Linked DNA regions of Homo sapiens: region 2 is linked to region 1. The links are chromatin contacts, found by Hi-C or POLR2A ChIA-PET in ENCODE. All regions are on one chromosome and are shown on one strand. The core of a region is the stretch at or near the end of the contact, and the rest is flanking DNA. Distances in the headings are between cores, read along the strand shown.

Region 1 (3,799 bases), core at 1-2,500:
ACCCGAGTAGCTGGGACTACAGGCGCGCGCCATCACGCCCAGCTAATTTCCTTTGTATTTTTAGTAAAGATGGGGTTTTGCCATCTTGGCCAGGCTGCTCTCGAACTCCTGACCTCAGGTGATCCACCCGCCTCGGCTTCCCAAAGTGCTGGGATTACAGGCATGAGCCACTGCGCCTGGCCTGACCTACATTCTTAAAAGGGCTGTGTTACTGAAACAATCAGGAAAGAATCATATCTCCAGGTGAAGGAAAATGAACAATGCTTTTTCTCTTCCTCAAGTCAAGAAAAATCCAGTTCTTTAGTTGACAGTACATCCAAGTTAGTCAAATTAAGTAGCTTCCTGTCTCCGCTTCATTTTATCTACTTGTCATGATTAAATATCCTACTAGGTTGTAAGTGGGCCCTCAACGCTGACCTTTTTATCTTGGGATTTGAGAGGCACAGTCTAGAGCACTACTCTTCACCTAAATGCCAGTATGCCACCAGTAGAAATTATCCTTTAGGCTAAATATTGTTCTTCCCAGAAACCCTCTTTTCAAGGATCAGTTTAAACCTAAATTCATCAGAGAGGAAAACAGCAGATTTCAGAGTCAGATGAAGAATTCATATCCACCTGGCTTTGAACATTATCGGCTGTGAGATGGTGTAGGTAAAATTTTAAGTGCATAATTTGGCAATAATAAATCATCAATAAATATTAATGTTGATGAGGCCCCTGGGCCACATAAAGAAATAGGGAGTGAGGGGATTTGAAATTCTGGCCACTTCACAGAAATGGGTGGGAAGGGGCTCTTGATTGAGATAGAAGCCCATCCTACATGAAGCAATTCCTCATTGAGTTCTCTCGTCCTTTATCCTTGTTGGAAACATCAGGCAAAGTCACTCTTGGTCTTAAAGTACTTTTACATCTAAATACGGAACTCTTCTATTTAATCCCTGTCTGTTGTAGATGTTAAGTATACAAAGAGGTTGTCAGAGTTTGAAACATCTGGACTTCTGTCAGGTACTAGCTCCGGAACTCCAGTCCTGCTCGCCCTCAAAAACGGCTTGCAGCTAGAGGTTTAAGTTCCACTTCCTCTCAGCGAATCCTTACGCACGAGGGAGGCGGGGCGTGTGTCCTCCGCGCGTGGTTTTCGGGTAGCACCTTCTGGGGCGCCGCCTGCCTCCACCCACGGCCGGGCCTTGACGTCATGGGCTGCGGCCCCCTCCCGGCTGAGCCTATAAAGCGGCAGGTGCGCGCCGCCCTACAGACGTTCGCACACCTGGGTGCCAGCGCCCCAGAGGTCCCGGGACAGCCCGAGGCGCCGCGCCCGCCGCCCCGAGCTCCCCAAGCCTTCGAGAGCGGCGCACACTCCCGGTCTCCACTCGCTCTTCCAACACCCGCTCGTTTTGGCGGCAGCTCGTGTCCCAGAGACCGAGTTGCCCCAGAGACCGAGACGCCGCCGCTGCGAAGGACCAATGAGAGCCCCGCTGCTACCGCCGGCGCCGGTGGTGCTGTCGCTCTTGATACTCGGCTCAGGTGAGGATTCACCGGCGCTGAACTGCTGGGCTCTCCTCCCATGGCAGGTTTTGCCTCTTGAGTTTGGCTCTTGCTTCTCTAAAAATCGCCCTTTAGTTCCCCCGACCCTGCGCCGCAGGAGGTGATCACTGTAGCTCCCTCCCTAGGAGGAAAAGAGAAGGGCAGATGTCTCAAACGTCCAGGACAAGGTGTCCCAGAGAATCGCTGTACTTTTTCTTTAGTTCAGCTGAGAAGACGGGAGAGATCATTTGAACCTAACCCTTCGTTTCACAGATTAAAAGATTAAAAAGACCAAGATCTAGAGAGGTGAAGTGATTTCCGCAGATATTGGACCCAGCAGTGTTTGCTGCCTCCTGCCTAATTCTCCATCTCTGTCTAGTGATTTCTTCTTTACCTTCCTAGAGGGACTTAGAGTATCCCGGCGAGAGGTTAAAAGCACCACTCTGATGCTGTTTTATTGAGACCTAAGAAAAAGCAAGATAAAGCAGTGGCTTAACTCTGGGCCCCAAATCTTACTTAGTACTCAGTTTATTGTCTATGTAGTAATAATAATAATGATAATGAAAAATGACAATAATAATCGATATAATTAACCACTGTTTATATTATTTTAAAAGATTATCTTTTAAAAATATCTTTTAAAAATATGAACACATCTTTTAAAAATATGAACACATCTTTTAAAAATATCTTTTAAAAATATGAACACATCTGAAGAAAATCTGATATTTGTATCTAAAACCTACCGAAATAGGCCAGGATGGCATTCTAGCAAAAAAAGAAATGCATTTGGAATGTGAAGTGATGGGAATTTTTAGACATTACCCATCAAGTAATTGTATTAGATTAATTTGCCAATTTGGCGGGATTTTTTTGATGTGGAAATTAATGTGGATTATCTGTGGAAAAGAAAAACTTCAGAAAAGCACTTCTGTAATTGGGACAGCTGAATTTGCTTGCTGGCAAAAATGTAAAGTTTCTTTCATAGAAATGACTCAATCACAAACAATAGCACATGTGCAATAACTGCTTTGATGTCAAAAGATAAACTTTTCTACCTAACACAGCTGACTCGAAAGGCACCCTACTTTACCTTTTCTTTTCTTCCTTTATTCCCTCCCCTGCAGGCCATTATGCTGCTGGATTGGACCTCAATGACACCTACTCTGGGAAGCGTGAACCATTTTCTGGGGACCACAGTGCTGATGGATTTGAGGTTACCTCAAGAAGTGAGATGTCTTCAGGGAGTGAGATTTCCCCTGTGAGTGAAATGCCTTCTAGTAGTGAACCGTCCTCGGGAGCCGACTATGACTACTCAGAAGAGTATGATAACGAACCACAAATACCTGGCTATATTGTCGATGATTCAGTCAGAGGTGAGTAGGGGATAAAGCAAAAATATGGCCTGTGAGATGTGGGTTTATATGAGCAAAGCTGCTTCAGAAGTAAAGCTGCTCCCCAGATTTTCTAGTGGCTTTATTGTATATCTGTTGGATAGCCCCTAGGTAAACTGTGACAAAAAGAACCATAATGTGGGCACATCCTATATGGCCAGAGTGATCATAAATGGTGTATGTCTCATTTTTAAACCTAATCTTCACAATGACTTTAAGTAGGAATTGTTATCCTCATTTTACAGATGTGATAACTGAAGCCGAAAAAGGTTTTGCTCTAGGTTCTACAGGTGACAAGCAGATGAGCTAGAATTAGAGCTCCAGTCTGTTTGATTCTATGCAGAAGAGACACTAAGCTCTTTCCCACTATGCTACATGACCCCCATTCTGAGAGACAAATTTAGACATTAACCATTCCTATCTACTTTGTATCTTAGCTTTTGTATCCCCTTCCCCAACACCACCCTTCCCCAGATAACTGCATTTTAACACAAATAAGGGGACAAGGAAGTAATGGGACAGGAGGCATTAGACTTTAGCGTTTAAGTACTAGGTGATGAGAAGCTGATGGAATAATAATAATAATGCCATCTGGAAATATTAAAGAAGGGTGAATATACTTAGATTTTGTATTGCTAAAATCACTCTTTAACCCCAAATCCCATTTGTTAGTTATATAACCCATGGTTTCTTTCACTTTCCTGTTATCTCATATTTTAAAAAGGCCCTTTGCTTGGAGTGAAAGTACCAAAGTAAGAGAGAAATATTGCATACTTTGGAGTCTGAAGGAAGAAGAAGTTAACAGTAAATAAGATCTAAATATCCTAAGAGCATCCACTACAGAGGCAGGGCAAGATGGTTTCAGAGCTGTTGAAGGCCTTTTC
Region 2 (3,736 bases), core at 885-3,384, 230 kb after region 1:
ACCAAGCACTCAATAATGCAGGGTAAAATTTTGTCTCTCATCAAAAAGGGGAGCAAAGGGGAGAAAGGTTTTCTAGACCAAGGGAGTGTCCTGTGTAAAATTTACCAACACAAGAGATTTTGTTCAGAACCATTAAAGTTTCATTAGAATCCTTGCTCAAGAGGAAGACGATATAAGATAAGATAAAGAAATAAGTAGCTCTTAAGAGCTTTGCTTTCCATGCTAAGGAGCTTGGATGTGATCCTGGAGGAGATGGAATTTAAATAGGGAAGCTGTGTGATTATATGTACTGGAGATGAATGAGATCAAAGCCAGAGTGATCGGTTAGGAGTCTCATAGAATAGTGAAAGCAGGTGAGAAACTAATCTACGACAGTATCAGAAGGGATAAAGCTTACACATATTTAAGAGAAAAAGATAAATAGGCCTTGCATAAAAGACATGCTCAAAAAGTCTCTATTTCAAACAAAAAAATTCATGGACCAACAATACAGTGCTGGCTGTTGAATACCCCTCTGACTTCAATCACTTTCAGATTCACCTCATCTTCAGGAGAAGCAAAGAAATGTAAATGTTTATTGGTGTTTTATTAATAATTGTTTCACTAATCTAGTTGACAAAGGATGGTTCCTACAATTCCACTTTTATTACAAACCTCATGCACAATAAATCCCCAGTGTTTCCTACAGGAGGGTTCTAGCCTTTACTGAGTTCACCAAGCCCGTGAGCTAGATATTATTGTTGCCCCGTCACAGATTAAAAATCTGAAGATCAGAGAGGTTTGGTAACTTGGGCAAGGTCACACAGTGACTATGTGACAAAACTACAATTAGGAGTCAAATTCATGTGACCTCAAATGGTAAAACTTTCCACCACAAGATATTACTGTAGTATGGTAAAAGACATTGATTCTCAACACCATCTTGATATCAAAATTACTACGGGATTTTTTTTTTTTAAGCAGAAATGTTTAGGTCCCATCTCAGATTTCCCAAGTCAGGATTTCCTGGGGAAGAACAGTGGCAACAACGCTTTTCAAAACATCCCTGAAAAGTTCTAATGTGTAGGCTGAGTTGGGGAGCCTACTTCGTGGAGGTAAGAACGAAGTTCTGCCTACATTGGAAAGTTAAATGAAATGAAGGAATCCACACTCCTCCTCATCAGTTGGGAGGGTGATGGATCATACTTCCATCCAGTCCTTATATTCGTCCATATAAAAAGACCCTACAGTATTAGAAACAATGAGCTACAGCAGAGTGGGCAGAATTAAATCTCATACCTTTCATTCCTTGTAACCTGAGAAGTAAATATGGTGCATAGTGCTCCAATATCTCCCAACTCAAATCTGAATTGATAGATGGGAAAGGAAGTCAGAGTTTCAAGGAGAAGTACAGAAAAGAAATAGATTCTTTCTTGGGCCTTTCCAGAAGATGCTACAATAATTTTATTGTAATTCTCTGATTAATTTCCTCTACATCAAGGATCTCAACTAAAAACTATAAATTGATAGTCAAGATTTTTCCCTTCCCTCTACCCAGCTTCCTCTGACTAACTCCTGCTCATTCTCAACAAATCAATTTAAAGGCAGCCTTACCTGACTCTCACACTCTTCTATAAGTCCTCTCTTATGTTCTCCCACAGTGTCCTGTGTCTACCACTATTACAGCCTTAAGTGCTAGGTAGTGCAATCATTGCATGTATTATCTGTCTCTGTCTAGACTTTAAGGTTCCCGAGGGCAAAGAGTTTCTTAGTTCACTTTATATCTGTAAAATCTAACACAGAGCCTACCACAGAATATGTGCTCAGTAAATACTTCTGAAATGAATGAATATATGAAGAAAGGAAGAAATGAAAAAAGAAAGAGGTGGTGAGAAGGGAAGGAGAGAAAGGAAGAAGGAAGGAAATTGGCAATGTCCTTTGGAGATTACTGTCAATACAACTTCTCTCCAACCTCAATGGCTGAAAGATAAATAGTGTGATATGAAATAACTATTTCAATGGTAAAAATAAAGAAGAAATGGGCAGATATATTATCTCAGATCAAGATGATTGTAACAAAGTTGAAATTTCCTATAAGGTTTCTTCTATTACTGCATATGAATTACCTTCTATTCCACCTAAATAGCCTATTTACAGACACGGATGGGTAAGAAAGGGCAACGATGCCCCCCAGAGGCTAAAGGCAGGAGCTTGGAAAGCAGCCATCATTTATTTACTATTGGCAGAGAGCTCAAGGATATCTATGGAGGGGGTGACTAAAATAAAGGGCAGTTTCCTGCATAAAATGGTAATTTGAAGGCTGAGGGCAGAGGGTAAAAAACAAAGTGGTGTACCAGAGGCTATTTTTTTTCACATTATTATTTGCTTCTGGGGCACAAAATGCAGTTTAGTAACATAAAAATATAGTCTCAGTGATTTGCAAGTGAGTAGCACCACCAGAGATATTACAGAAATCTGAATTAAATTAAATTAAAATATTCCTCATAGGTTACATTAACACCTGTAGTATTTAATCCCAATATTGGAAATCCAGTAGATGTATTGGATAAATCCCAAATCTACATCTACAAAATTATTTACTCCTCATAGATGAGGACTGGGTTTTCTATTGCTGAATCCTCATTGGCTTCTGAGGACCTGGCACTGAGTAGATGATAAACAAGTGTGTACTGAACAAATGCATGCATGTGCCCATATGTTTTAAGATGATTATATGCATTTGCTTGGCTGACAGTTAAAATGCTTCAGCTGACTAATGTGCTTCCATGACTTCTTGATTGGGCCACTATATGCTGAGCCTTCTGTTCTAAGCATTAATGTTTATTGTGCTTTCTTATTAGGAAATTAAAACAGCAAAACAGTATTAACAATAATTAGCCTTGGAAATAAGAGTAAGCCCACACACAATATAGTGCTTACTAACAGCCCATAATAACGACAGGACTCATCAAAAATAACTACCCCATTAAGTTGAAAGTATAATTGTCAAAAGAAACACTATCTCTTCATTGGCCAGGCATTAGTGAGCCAATGGATTTCAGGGGTAGCATTCACATTTAGAGGCTATTCCAATGTTTCACTGCCTCAAATCTCCTCTGACCCAACCTTCACTCCCTTCAGCTCAGCACATGCCCTTAACATTTACTTCACTAAAAAAAAGCAGGCCATTGAGAATTTCACCTCCTCACTGTGTCCTAAAAATGCCCTGAGTCTGATTCTTTTCTTTCCCTTGCCGACTCTGTCTCAGAAGAAAGTGGGCTCTCCTCACCTTTCGGCGCTGCAGATCGCATTCTCCTACAACCTCCTACCAAGAAACTAAAGCTCTCACACAGCTCCATCCCTGTAACTAATTCCAGCTCTTCCTCTGGCTCTATTGGTTTATTCCCCAACACCACCTATGATTGTTCCCCAACACCACCTATGATTGTTCCAACACCGCCTATGATTGTTCCATCTTTAAAGTTTCTTCCTTGACCCCTTTTCCTTATCCAGTTCTCTCCTCTCTTTCTCAAACTTTCCAGAAGAGAGGCTAATGCAAAAGTATCCTCTTCCACCCTTCCCAGTCGCTCCTTAGTTCACTACATCTGTGTCTTGTACCCAACATTTTATCAGAACTACAATGATAAACTATAATAAGAATTATTGCCAAGGATTTCCAGATCAGTGGTCCAGTGGACTGGTTGTTATGCATTTATCTTTCTGGACTCCACCCTCCACATCCACCACCATTCCCTCT

The links. Hi-C counts contacts between places; a loop is a spot of excess contacts on that map. ChIA-PET counts read pairs that join two places held with the same protein, here RNA polymerase II (POLR2A). Pooled maps may share reads with other maps.
Region 2: a map of PC-9 shows a loop between it and region 1 (9-fold over the local background). The contact joins the enhancer-like site here to the promoter of AREG in region 1. A Hi-C loop is called at or near these places in 13 of 168 maps with a recorded cell type or tissue (Caco-2, Calu3, HCT116 and 8 more) and 13 of 50 pooled maps. POLR2A ChIA-PET finds 5 or more read pairs at or near these places in 5 of 52 experiments (Caco-2, HCT116, MCF 10A and 2 more).

Annotation. Positions count from the first base shown.
Region 1 is chr4:74,443,886-74,447,684 of GRCh38, forward strand. It overlaps AREG (amphiregulin), which reads left to right and starts at 1,251. Exons shown (of 6, transcript NM_001657.4): 1 at 1,251-1,521; 2 at 2,649-2,897. The coding sequence starts at 1,461. RefSeq lists a silencer at 2,518-2,718.
Region 2 is chr4:74,669,122-74,672,857 of GRCh38, forward strand. No RefSeq gene overlaps it. Among named protein-coding and RNA genes, the nearest start is that of BTC, 120 kb to the right of the region's middle. Within about 2 kb of position 2,135, at least 2 of the 41 ENCODE cell types and tissues checked have a DNase peak (open chromatin) inside an H3K27ac peak, as active enhancers do; they include HCT116 and PC-3, where a contact is called at or near this core.